Regions from separate parts of the Homo sapiens genome. Here region 2 is linked to region 1. The links are chromatin contacts, found by Hi-C or POLR2A ChIA-PET in ENCODE. All regions are on one chromosome and are shown on one strand. The core of a region is the stretch at or near the end of the contact, and the rest is flanking DNA. Distances in the headings are between cores, read along the strand shown. Region 1 overlaps INSR (insulin receptor). Region 2 has its middle 16 kb from the start of RETN.

Region 1 (6,806 bases), core at 1-2,500:
CCGCAACTTCTACCTGGACGGCAGGTGTGTGGAGACCTGCCCGCCCCCGTACTACCACTTCCAGGACTGGCGCTGTGTGAACTTCAGCTTCTGCCAGGACCTGCACCACAAATGCAAGAACTCGCGGAGGCAGGGCTGCCACCAGTACGTCATTCACAACAACAAGTGCATCCCTGAGTGTCCCTCCGGGTACACGATGAATTCCAGCAAGTGAGTTCTGGATGTGGGTCTGGGGGGCAGCCGAGAGGAGAAGGAACGTGGGGTTGGTTGTGACGATGCCGCTTGTTAAAACTGTGTGCAAACCCAGGGTTAATTGGCTATGAGTGAGGTCTCTGCTCTCAGATGCTACTTTTGCACCCTGTTTTGGTCCTGGGCTTGGGAGTGGGAGTTGACTACCTTTTTCTCTAAAGGACCAGATAGTATATACTTCTGGCATTGTGCCCACCATTCTTTTTTTTTTTTTTTGAGATGGAGTCTTGCCGCAAGACTCCCAAGCTGGAGTGCAGTGGCACGAACCTGGCTCACTGCAACCTCTGCCTCCTGGGTTCAAGCGATTTTCCTGCCTCAGCCTCCCAAGCAGCTGGGACTGCAGGTGCCTGCCACCATGCCCGGCTAATTTTTGTATTTTTAATAGAGACAGGGTTTCGCCATGTTGGTCAGGCTGGTCTCGAACTCCCAACCTCAGGTGGTCCACCTGCCTTGGCCTCTCAAAGTGCTGTGATTGCAGGTGTGAGCCACCGCACCCAGTCTGGCATTGTGGACCTCAGTTCTAAGCTTTCTGTGGTTGGCTTCAGAACAAGAAAATATAATAAGGACAGAGTCCTTGGTTTTCCCTAAAATCCTCCACGTGGCCTGTCCTCACTGATGTAGCTTCATCATTGTCACATAAAGGATATACCAAGGTCTTTCGTGTCTTCCCTGACCTGTAGCCTGGTGGTGTGCCAAGATTAGCCCAGAACATACTGTCTCCAGGAGGAAGAGACTCGCTTCTGCATTATTCTCAGGGCTTTGCTGTTCTCTGAAGGACAGTATAATCAAACCATTTCCTGCCGTTTGGGTGAGAAATAGCAGGGTTTTCTCTCTTCGACAGAGTCAGATTTCCTACGCACATCGCAGACTTTCTGTTCGTACTGTGAGCTTCTTCCATGAGCTATTTTGGGGCCGTAACTGAGTTGCAAAAATCTGTTTCCTGGTTTTTGTATTGAGGTTTTATGTTTTGTTTTAAAACACACACACACACACACACACACACACACACACACCACAAAACAACACAAAAACAAATCAGAAACAGACACACATCAAGAGGCCTTGAGCTGACCTGCTTACGTAAAGTATCTTCCTCTTCAGACTTGAGAATTAGCCAAGCGAGAGTGTTGGGGTGGGAAATTGTATTTCCCTGGGTGGAGAGGGCGGGAAGGAAAACAAGCTGTAATTTCAGTTCTTATGACTCTTTCTTTGAGTGTTTGTGAAACCTGCAAGTACAATATGTTTTGTTTTGCTCGTTGTTGATAAAAACCTACCAAAAAAACCTTTTGGCTTTATTGACCAAAAGGGTCTATAAATCACCTTTTCATACCAGACAGACTTTTGTTTTAGGTTTTTTTTTTTTTTTTTGGCCAGTGTATTCCCAAGATTGAGGAAATGACCATATTCCTTTTGATTCATTTCTTTCTTTTTAAAATCACAATTGAAATAAAAAAAATGGGTTAATATCTTCTGGCAAGATGTTTGTTTAAAAGACATTGGCCTTAAATAAAAGGCATTTTTCCCTCACCTTAACAATGGCCTGAGAAATATAGCAACCTCCTTTGATTTTCTCACTGATGATGCGGGAGATGCTAAAACAGAAACCCTGAGAAATTGACCGCACATCCTTGGTATCTGGGACCTTTCCTGAACGGAAGAAAACAAAGGAGAGGGGGGTGCATTGTCACCGTATTTTATTGCGTAGGTTTAAAAAAATTAATATTTTTATTTCTGAAGCTTTTAATTAATTAATTTATTTATTTTGAGACAGAGCCTCACTCTGTCACCCAGGCTGGAGTGCAGTGGCATGATCTCAGCTCACTGCAACCTCTGCCTTCCAGGTTCAAGCCATTCTCCTGCCTCAGCCTCCCAAGTAGCTGGGATTACAGGTGTGAGGCAGCAAGCCTGGCCAATTTTTTTTTGTTTGTGCTTTTGTTTTTTTGAGATGGAGTTTCATTCTTGTTGCCCAGACTGAAGTGCAATGGTGCGATCTTGGCTCACTGCAACTCAGCCTCCCGGGTTCAAGTGATTCTCCTGCCTTAGCCTCTAAGTAGCTGGGATTACAGACATCTGTCACCATACCCAGCTAAATTTTTCTTGTATTTTTAGTAGAGACCGGGTTTCATCATGTTGGCCAGGCTGGTCTTGAACTCCTGACCTCAAGTGATCCACCCACCTCGGCCTCCCAAAGTGCTGGGATTACAGGCATGAGCCACCGCACCTGGCCTGAAGCTTTTCTTTTTATCTTATGAAAGACTTAATCGTACTGTGGCATTTTCTAATGTGGTTTGATATCAAATAGGGCCAGATGTTTTCTTCCATTCTGGTGGCTTATCTGGGAAGGAGTTCTTGATGTTTTCAGAGCAGAGTTCTGGGAACCCATGTTAAAAGGCCTTGGCCAGGCACAGTGGCTTATGCCTGTAATCCCAGCACTTTGGGAGGCCGAAGTGGACGGATCATCTGAGGGCAGGAGTTCAAGGTCAGCCTGGCCACCACGGTGAAACCCCGTCTTTACTAAAAATACAAAAACAAAAAAAAAATTAGCTGGGCATGGTGATGCATACCTGTTATCCCAGCTACTCGGGAGGCTGAGGCATGAGAATTGCTTGAACCCAGGAGGCAGAGGTTGCAGTGAGCTGAGATCACGCCATTGCACGTTAGCCCCCAGGCAAGTGTGACAAGAGTGAAACTGCATCTCCAAAAAAAAAAAAAAAAAGGTCTCACCATCTACTGTCGTTCCAAAGTACCTGCTGGGATGTAATAGCACAGTGCTGCTTCCTGAGATGAGAAGGACCAGATATTTGTGATGAATAAATTTTCAATGCGTATGGGGTATCCACTGGGAAGGGGAGAATTACCTAAAATCCTTGATTCTTCTTGGCCTCTCTCACTTCTTCCTATTAAGCTGAGGTCTCAAATTTGTCTACACCTCCATCTATTTCACCATCATGTCTGGTCTGACCCAGTCCCCTTGAACAATCTCTTTGCTCCTGCTTCCATTCTAGTGACACTGGTAAAAAGTGGCCACCTGGGCCAGGCGCGGTGGCTCACGCCTATAACCCCAGCACTTTGGGAGGCCGAGGTGGGTGGATCACCTGAGGTCAGGAGTTCGAGACCAGCCTGACCAACATGGTGAAACCCCATCTCTACTAAAAATACAAAAATTAGCCAGGCGTGGGATTACAGTGGGCGCCTGTAATCCCAGCTACTCGGGAGGCTGAGACAGCAGAATTGCTTGAACCCGGGAGGTGGAGGTCGCAGTGAGCCGAGAGTGTGCCACTGCACTGCAGTCTCGGTGACAGAGTGAGACTCTGTCTCAAAAGAAAAAATAAAAGTGGTCATCTGATCATATGCCATGTCCTTCCCTAAAACCCTCCGGTGGCTTCCCAAGACCAATGGACAGAATCCAAACTCCTCATCGGGAGGGCTCGGCCAGTTCTCATTCTCATTTCATTCCGGTGCCCCCTGGCCGTGGTGGTCGTTACCGCAGGAGCTTTTCCTGCAACTTGCTACATCCGCTTTCCTCTGTGCCTTTCAATTAGCTGTTCCCTCTTCCTATAATGCTTGTCCCTGCATTTGAGAATGATCCACTTTTTCCCCTCGTCATCTAGATGGCAGCTTAAAAGTCACCTCCTTGGCAAATCCTTCCCGTCTGAGTCAATCATCCGTGCACTCTCTGTCACATCATTTAGTTTTAACTCTTCGATTTGTCACTAGCTGATATTTTTGTCTTTTTTTTTTTTTTTTGAGACAAGGTCTTGGTCTGTCACCCAGGCTAGAGTGCAGTGGCACCCACATGGCTCACTGTGGTCTCAACCCCCTGGGCTCAAGAGATCCTCCTGCCACAGCCTCCTGAGTAGCTGGGACTATATAGGCACACACCACCACACCTGGCTAAAAAAAAATTCTGTAGTGTTGGGGGTCTTGCTATATTCCCCAGGCTCGTCTTGAACTCCTGGGTTTAAGTGATCCTCCCACCTTGGCTTCCCAAAGTGCTGAGATTACAGGGCCTGAGCCACTGTACCTAGCCTTTGTTGTCAATTTATTCACTCTCCCCAACCAGATGATAAGCTTTGTGAGTGTATCAGCTAGCTCTTGTTGCGTAACAAAACCACCTCAGTGCTTAGTGGCTTAAAACACTCCTTTAGGAGCTCTGATGATTTCATGTGTTGACTGAAGGTTTGTCTGGCCTGGGCCTGTTTAGCTACGGCTGATGGTTTAGGGGAGCCTCTTGTGTCTTTGATGGTCAGTGGGGGTCTCTCTCCATAAGTCTCTTACCCCAGCAGCCAGGAAGGGCAGACCTCAATGTTCAAGTGCTTTTCAAGCCTCAGCTTGTATCACGTTTGCAAATATTCCATTGGCCAAAGCAAGCCATATGGCCAAGCCCAGATTCAACAGGTGGGAACATAGACTCCACTTCTTGGTGGGAGAGGCTGCAAAGAACTCATGGTCATTTATAATTTCCCACTGGGAAAGCATATTATCTGCTTTGTTCACTCATGTATACCGGCAGCTGAGAACGGGGGTTGGCCAAGGGCCAGATAGTAAATATTTTCAGCTCTCAGGGCCATATGGTCTCTGTTGGAGCTACTTAACTCTGCCTTTGCAGCGTGAAAGCAGGGTTAGACGATGTACTAACCAATAAATGTGGCCATATTCCAATAGGATATTATTTGCAAAAACAGGTGGCCTACTGGATTTGGCTCCCAGCCCACTGTTTGCCAACTCCAGGCTTAGAGCATTGCCTGCCACATAATAAGAATAGAGGCAATAAAAGAAGTCAAACATTTGGTCAGTATTTTGTTTCTGCCTCAGCTGTTCTGCCACTACCTGGGTGTACTTGCAACACCGTTCTGACACCATCCTCCTCCAAAGTTAGCATCAGACGCCACAAGTTTAAGGCTCAGCCCTCCATGAGATTTCCCTTGCTTCAGACACTGGCAGCATCTTGGGGATCCCCCAGCCACCCACACTTCTGACTAACTGGCTCTAAATTGGGGGATTCCCACAAACTGTTTGGGTTTCATAATTTACTAGAAGGAACTCACAGAATGAAAATAAACCTGGCCAGGTGTGGTGGCTCATGCCTGTAATCCCAGCACTTTGGGAGGCCATGGTGGGAGGCTCACTTGAGCCCAGAGGTTCGAGACCAGCCTGGACAACATAGTGAGATCCCATCTCTACAAAAATTTAAAAACATTAGCCAGGTGAGGGGGTGCATGCCTGTAGTCCCAGGTACTTGAGGGGCTTAAGCAGGAGGATCGCTTGAGCCCAGGAGTTCGAGGCTGCAGTGAGCTAAGATTGTGCCAGTGCACCCCAGCCCGGGTGGCAGAGCAAGATCTTGTCTCAAATTTAAAAACCCTGCTATACAATTACAGTTTTATTATAAAGGATACACATACGGCAAGATCTGGGAGAGTTCTAGATGCAGAATTTCCATATTGCCTCCTCGTGGCAACAGCATGTATCACCCTCTTGACATACTGGTGTGTCCACCAGCTGGGAAGTACTACTGAGCTTCAGCGTCCAGAGTTTTTGTTTGTTTGTTTGTTTGTTTTGAGACGGAGTCTCACTCTGTCACCCAGGCTGGAGTGCAGTGGCTCAATCTCAGCTCACTGCAACCTCCACATCCCAGGTTCAAACAATTCTCCTGCCTCAGCCCCCCGAGTAGCTGGGACTACAGGCATGCACCATCACGCACGGCTAATTTTTGTATTTTTAGTAGAGACAGGGTTTCACCATGTTGGCCAGGCTGGTCTCAAACTCCTGACTTCGTGATTCACCTGCCTCAGCCTCCCAAAGTGCTAGGATTACAGGCGTGAGGCACTGCACCCGGCCCAGTATCCAGAGTTTTAATTGGAGTCTCATTCCTTAGGCGTGATTGATTGAAATCATTGACCATGTGATTCAACACTGCCATTTCCAGCCCCCTCATCTCCCTGGAGGTCCTAAAAGCCCCAACCCTCTGATCACAGGGTTGTTCTTTCTGGTGACCGCCCCCCACCCTCATGTTATCTAGGCACCCCCCCCCCCACAAGTCACCCCGACATTCCTAACACTCCTAACAAAAGCATTCCTGTGACTCAGAAAGTTCCAAGGGTTTTTGAAGCTCTGTGCCAAGAACCGGGATGAAGACCAGATACATACTTTATGATCCTACAGTCACAAAAATCACTCTGAAGAGTTGAATACCCAGGAGTGTGAGAACAACAGCAGCAGCAACAAGGATGCCACCAATAAAAAATGACCCTTGTAGCAACGGATAAAATTGCGTTCTGTGTGCGAAGTGCTTTTGTGGTATGCTTCATTGAGTTCCTCATCACAAGCTGTGGCGTTGGTGGTGTTATTTTCAGATGAAGAAATGGAGACTGTAACAGTTGGGAATCTTGTGGTTTCATGCACCAGAACCCCAACTCAAATTGGCTTAACTGGCCGGGCACGGTTGCTCACACCTGTAATCCCAGCACTTTGGGAGGCCGAGGCGGGTGGATCACCTGAGGTTGGGAGTTCGAGACCAGCCTGACCAAAATGGAGAAACCCTGTTTCTACTAAAAAAA
Region 2 (6,806 bases), core at 3,177-5,676, 470 kb before region 1:
TTTTTTGAGACAGAGTCTCACTCTGTCACCCAAGCTGCAGGGCAGTGGGACAATCTCAGCTCACTGCAACCTCTGCCTCCCAGGCTCAAGCGATTCTCCTGCCTCAGCCTCCTGAGTAGCTGGGATTACAGACATCCACCACCATTTCCAGCTAATTTTTGTATTTTTAGTAGAGGTGAGGTTTCACCTTTTTGGTCAGGCTGGTCTCCAACTCCCAAGCTCAGGTGATCTGCCCACCTCAGCCTCCCAAAGTGCTGGGATTACAGTTGCGAGCCACCACGCCTGGACTGCTCTTCATTCTTTTTTCAGAACTTTCCCAGCTGCCAACAGAGACAGAAACTGAATCATCTCAGAAGTGAATGAAGGAGGCTGAGGGCGGGTGGACTGCTTGATTAGGAGTTCGAGATTTGCCTAGGCAACATGGAAAAAGCCTGTCTCTGCTAAAAATACAAAAATTAGCCGGGCGTGGTGGCACATGCCTGTAATGCCAGCTGCTTGGGAGGCTGAGGCAGGAGAATCACTTGAACCCGGGAGGCAGAGGCTGCAGCGAGCCGAGATCGCGCCACTGCACTCCAGCCTAGGTAACAGGGCGAGACTCCGCCTCAAAAAAAAAAGAAGGGAATGAAGGACACCCAAAATGGAGCCTCTGTCTGCCAGGGCTTTGCTATCCTGGCCTGCCTATCCCAGCCCTGGACACCTCATCTCTGATCCCACCAGAGCGGAACCTTCCCATTCGCAGGGCCATTTCCTTACCCAGAAACCTTTTCACAATGTTCTTGGCAGCAGCTGTTGGTCAACTGTGTTTTAAGGTTTTTGAGCAACTTTACAGAAAATAAAAGGGAAGCTACCCTCAATGTCTGGGTCTCCCCCTGGGTGGCCTCTCTTTGTCACCTTACTCATTTCCACGAGATTTCCTTGCTTCGTTGAGTTACATCACCTCCTTTTCCTGTCTGGGTCCAGGACGCCTCCTCTGCAGGTCTCCAGCACTGATTCCTTTGTCCCCGATTTCTCTGCTAGGGTCGCTGGCTTCACCATCCCACCACCACTGCTGCTGGCCCAGCCCGCAGCTTTAATTTCTCTGGACCCTCACGTTTTTGTTATTTGTGTTTTTTTTGGAGATGAGGTCTTGCTCTGTCACCCAGGCTGGAGTGCAGTGGTGCAATCACAGCTCACTGTAGCCTCCACCTCCCAGACTCAAGTGATCTTCCTGCCTCAGCCTCCCAAGTAGCTGGGTGTGTGCCACCAGGTGCAGCTACATTTTTTGTAGAGGCAGGGGTCTTGCTATATTGCCCAGGCTGGTCTCAAACTCCCAGCTTTAGATGATCCTTTCACCTCGGCCTCCCAGAGTGCTGGGATTACCAGCATGAGCCACTGCACCCGTCCTCTCATGTATTTTTTATTAATCGATTTATCTATTTACTTATTTTGAGACAGAGTCTTGCTGTACCACCCAGGCTGGAGTGCAGTGGCATGATCTCGGCCCACTGCAACCTCCACTCCCTGGGTTCAAGTGATTCTCCTGCCTCAGCCTCCCGAGTAGCTGGGATTACAGGTGCCCGCCACCATGCCTGGCTAATTTTTGTATTTTTAGTAGTGACGAGGTTTCACCGTGTTGGCCAGGCTGGTCTCGAATTCCTGACCTCAGGTGATCCACCCAACTCGGCCTCCCAAAGTGCTGGGATTACAGGCGTGAGCCACCGCACTCGGCCTCCCTCATGTATTTTTAAGCGGAACAGGTTCAAGATCACAAATGTTTTCCTCTCACTCTTTCAATGAGTTTCTATTCTAGAATCTCCTGCACGCCACAGGAAGGAGAACTCTCACCCTGTAATGCACATAAATACATGAGATCACCATTGTTCTCACCCAGTAATCAGAATCGTTAGTGATAATTAGTAATAAATTTATTTTTACTATATCTAATAAATTAGATAGTAATTACTATGGCAGCCAATCGTTCCTGGGTGCTCCCTAGATGCTTCCAAGGGAGCCACACGTGACCCTCAGGGCTGTGCCCATTCCAGGCTCTTCTGCTGAGCTCATGTAACCGCTTGCCTCAAGGCATTCCACAAATAATACATAAGTCAATGTATCACGTTGTCACTTTCTGTACAAACCAGCTAGTTCCGGAGGGAAGCAGAAAGCCTTTTTCAGAAGAACCACAGCTAATTCCAGTAGCAGGAATGATAAAGTTGGACATAATCCTCAAGAGAGTAATGAATCAAAAATGGATGGCGGGCCAGGCACGGTGGCTGATGCCTGTAATCCCAGCACTTTAGGAGGATGAGGCAGGTGAATCATTTGAGGTCAGGAGTTCAAGACCAGCTTGGCCACCATGGTGAGACCCCGTCTCTACTAAAAATACAAAAATTAGCCTGGCATGGTGGCTCATGCTTGTAGTCCCAGCTTCTTGGGAGGCTGAGGCAGGAGAATTGATTGAACCCTGGAGGTGGAGATTGCAGTGAGCCAAGATTGCATCACTGCACTCCAGCCTGGGCAACAAGAGCGAAACTCTATCTCAAAAACAAACAAACAAACAATAACAACAACAAAATTGATGGCTGCTAATGACTTTTTTTCTTTTCTTTCCTTTTTTATTTTTATTTTTTATGAGACAGGGTCTCACTCTATCGCCCAAACTGGAGTGCAGTGCCGAGATCATAACTCAGTGCAGCCTCAACCTCTTGGACTCAAGTGATCTTCCCACCTCAGCCTCCCATGTAGCTGGGACTACAAGCAATTGCTGCCACATCTGGCTAATTATTTTATTTTGTTGTATTTTATTTATTTATTTTTTGAGACAGAGTCTTACTCTGTCACCCAGGCTGGAGTGCAATGGCATGATCTCAGCTCACTGCAACCTCCGCCTCCTGGATTCAAGTTATTCTCCTACCTCAGCTTCCTGAGTAGCTGGGATAACAGGTGTGCACCACCACGCCTGGTTAATTTTTGGTTTTTTGGTAGAGACGGGGTTTCATCATGTTGGCCAGGCTGGTCTTGAACTCCTGACCTCAAGTGATCCGCCCATCTCAGCCTCCCAAAGTGCTGGGATTACAGGTATGAGCCACCGTGCCCGGTCTTTATTTTATTTTTAGTAGAGACAGGGTTTTGCTATGTTGCCCAGGCTGGTCTCAAACTCCTGGGCCTAAGTGATCCTCCTGCCTTGGCCTCCCAAAGTGCTGGGAACTACAGGCGTGAGCCACTGGGCCCAGCTCCTGTTAACATCTTTATGTGGAGAGTTACTGGGGACCAGGGACATTCCCCAAACCCACCCATCAATCGTAGTGACATGACGTTATGGACCCCCTGATGTGATGTACCAGGAAGTACCCGGCCCTACCAGCATGATATTATTCTGGCTGCAACTGACCCTTATTCCAATAGAGCATGTGGTTCTAAGCCATTTATAGGGTAAACATTGGGGCAGGGATGGGGAGAGAGGAAGCAACCTGCCAAATCCAGAATGAGGATCATTCCTCGGTACCAGAAGAGAACCAGAAAGAAAGCACCCTAAGTGGGGATACCACAAGGAAGTAAAGCAGGGGCCTCTCCCAGCTGGGGAAGGGAAGGAGGAAGGAGTACAATAGCTTGCAAGGCACAGCATTGCGGATGATGGGAATAGCAGGTGCAAAGGTTCTGGGGCAGGGACAGTGTGGTGTGTTTGAAGAACAGCAGCCAGGTTCACCATGAGATGGGAAATGGACTTGGGGGAAGGGATCTCAAAGGATAATTTTTTTTTTTTTTTTGAGACAGGGTTTCGCTCTTGTTGCCCAGGCTGGAGTGCAGTGGCATGATGGCTCACTGCAACCTCTGCCTTCCGGTTTCAAGCGATTCTCCTGCCTCAGCCTCCCGAGTAGCTGGGATTACAGGCGCCCACCACCACGCCCGGCTAATTTTTGTATTTTTAGTAGAGACAGGGTTTCACCATGTTGGCTAGACTGGTCTTGAACTCCTGACCTCGTGATCCGCCCGCCTCGGCCTCCCAAAGTGCTGGGATTACAGACGTGAGCCACCGCGCCCGGCCCCCCAACTTTTTTTTTGTTTTTAACACAACTTCTCGCTTTCTCACCCAGGCTGGAGGGCAGAGGCACAATCATAGCTCACTGCAGCCTCGAACTCCTAGGCTCCAGCGATCCTCACAGGAGGGTTTTGAGGATCTGCATAAAGCGTGCAGAGGGAGCTTGACTTCGTGCTCGTTAGGACCCGATATTGTCAGCTGCCGCCGCCCACAGGGACACATAAATATTTGTAGACTCAATATTTGCCTTTAGTGTGAAGACATTGCATCACCTGGGTATAAGTAAGGAGCAGAGGCAGAGGCGGTTTAAGCAACAGACTTTTGTCTCCGCTGAGAACCACGGAATAACCCCTGACCTACTTCCCCGTCGTGTCTAATTCGGGTCACCTCATCTCCAGTTACAGACGCGGAAGATCAAAGAAACCGGGAAATTGCGCCGCAGCGCCCCCTGGCGTTCGCAGCGCGTGCCTACACAAGCCACTCCCGGCGCAAAACTGCGGCTTCCCAGGAAATTGAGTTTAAATGTTTTTTTTTCTTTTTTCTTAATCTAGAAAAGATCATTTATTGTATCAAGTAACTACCCAGTTAGGCGTGAATACATTTTAAAATTTTTATTAAAACGAGTATTGGCCGGGCGCGGTGGCTCACTCCTGTAATCCCAGCACTTTGGGAGGCCAAGGCAGGTGGATCACGGCGTCAGGAGTTCGAGACCATCCCGGCCAACATGGTGAAACCCCGTCTCTACTAAAAATACAAAAATTAGCTGGGCGTGGTGGCACGCACCTGTAGTCCCAGCTACTCGGGAGGCTGAGACAGAAGAATCGGTTGAACCGGGGAGGCGGAGGTTGCAGTGAGCTGAGATCATGCCACTGCACTCCAGCCTGGGCGACGGAGCGAGACTCCATCTCCAAAAAATAAATAAATAAATAAATATAATATAATATAAAATAAAATAAAAAGAGTATTGTAGAGATTGGCTGGGCACAGTGGCTCACACCTCTAATTCCTGCATTTTGGGAGGCTGAGGTGGGAGGTCTTCAGCCCAGGAGTTAGAGACCAGCCTGGCCAACATGGCAAAACCCCATCTCTACTAAAAGTACAAAAATTCGCTGGGCATGGTGTCGCACGTCTGTGATCCCAGCTTTTTGGGAGGCTGAGGCAGGAGAATCGCTTGAACCCAGGAGGCAGAGGTTACAGTGAATCGAGATCGCACCACTGCACTCCAGCCTGGGCAACAGAGTGAGACCTTGTCTCAAAAATACATATATTTAGGAATTTGCTATGTTGCCCAGGCTGGCCTCAAACTCCTGGCCTCAAGCAATCCTCCCACCTCGCCCTCCCAAAGTGCTGGGATTGCAGGCGTGAGCCACTGTGCCCGACCTTGAGCTTAAGTTTTAAACATTAAAACCACCTCCCTCCCACTCCCTGCACCTCCCGTAAGTTAAAACGCGTCCCTGCTGAGGCCCTGCAAAGGCATATCCAGGGCAGGCGGACCCCAGGGGTCCACAGCCGACCCACTTTCTTCCCCACACCTCATCCCCTTCACAACTCTCCTCATCCATCTCCCTGCCCTGGTGGGAGATTCCGATAAATCCTAATTGTGGAACTGCTGAATCAGAGGGGGCTGCATTTTCCTTAGCCCCCACCTGCAAATTGTGTGTGCAGTTTTTCTGGGATGAGTGTCCTTAGATTTCCCTGAATTCTCAAAAGGATCTGTGACCTCAAAATCAGGAGAGAGGCCGGGCACGGTGGCTCACGCCTGTCATCCCAGTACTTTGGGAGGCCGAGGTGGGCAGATCGCTTGAGCCCAGGAGACCAGCCTGGGCAACATAGCCAGACCCAGTCTCTACAAAAAATTAAAAGATTAACTGGGCTTGGTGATGTGCACTCATGGTCCCAGCTACTCAGGAGGCTGAGGTGGGAGGATCGCTTGAGCACAGGCGGTAAGAGAGGCTCTACCTCTGAAGAGGATGCTTCCCCACCCTCTGCCCCCTCCCCAGGCACCCACTCCAGCAGTGAGAATTTCACTGCCAACATGAGACATGGGTCCCTACCTGTCCCAACTCAGACCCTGTCTATGATGTCCTATGGCCTCAGCAGGGACCAAAACCCTCACCATGGCCTCACCAGAACCTCCACGTGGTTCTCAGATTGGGTTGCAGGTCAGTACCCTCCCCTCCAGCTCCTCAGGGGCCTCCTGCATTCTCTGGCCTTGGCTTCTGCTCTGCCCTCCCCTCCCTTCCCTTCGCCCCCTTCATTTTCATTCTCTATGCAAATGCTGCCTCCTCTAGGAAGCCTTCCCTGATTGCCCCCAGTCTGGGTGGATTAGATGTGATATGGGCTCCCACAGCCCCTTTTGCCTCAGATTACTCATGTGGCTGGCTGTATATCTGTGCCCCAGAGAGGTTTCTTTTCCTTTTTCTTTTTTTTTTTTTTTTTTGAGATAGGGTGTCACCTTGCCACCCAGGCTGGAGTGCAGTGGCATGATCATAGCTCATTGCAGTCTCAACCTCCCGGGCTCAAGCAATCCTTCCACCTGAAAGTCCTGAGCAGCTGGGACTACAGGCGTGTGCCATCACGTGCCTGACTAATTTTTCTTATTTTTTGTAGAGATGGGGTCTTGCTATGTTGCCCAGGCTGGTCTTAAACTCCTAGCCTCAAGCGATCTCCCACCTCAGTCTCCTGAGTAAACTGGACCCCAGGTGCAAGACACCATGCCCATAAAAAAATTTTAAAAAAATTTAATTTTAAAATTTTTTTGTAGAGATAGGATCGTGTTATGCCGCCC

What was found. A loop is a pair of places that touch in the nucleus more often than their neighbours do. ChIA-PET counts read pairs that join two places held with the same protein, here RNA polymerase II (POLR2A). Pooled maps may share reads with other maps.
Region 2: a loop to region 1 is called in a pooled map, with 2.7 times the contacts of the local background. The contact joins two enhancer-like sites. A Hi-C loop is called at or near these places in 2 of 50 pooled maps. POLR2A ChIA-PET finds 5 or more read pairs at or near these places in 2 of 52 experiments (CD8-positive, alpha-beta memory T cell and activated naive CD4-positive, alpha-beta T cell).

The regions. Positions count from the first base shown.
Region 1 is chr19:7,177,720-7,184,525 of GRCh38, reverse strand. INSR (insulin receptor) reads left to right here. Exons shown (of 22, transcript NM_000208.4): 3 at 1-210. Among named protein-coding and RNA genes, the nearest start is that of ZNF557, 110 kb to the right of the region's middle. RefSeq lists an enhancer at 5,232-5,331. Within about 2 kb of position 1,250, at least 26 of the 41 ENCODE cell types and tissues checked have a DNase peak (open chromatin) inside an H3K27ac peak, as active enhancers do.
Region 2 is chr19:7,649,856-7,656,661 of GRCh38, reverse strand. No RefSeq gene overlaps it. Among named protein-coding and RNA genes, the nearest start is that of RETN, 16 kb to the left of the region's middle. Within about 2 kb of position 4,426, at least 11 of the 41 ENCODE cell types and tissues checked have a DNase peak (open chromatin) inside an H3K27ac peak, as active enhancers do.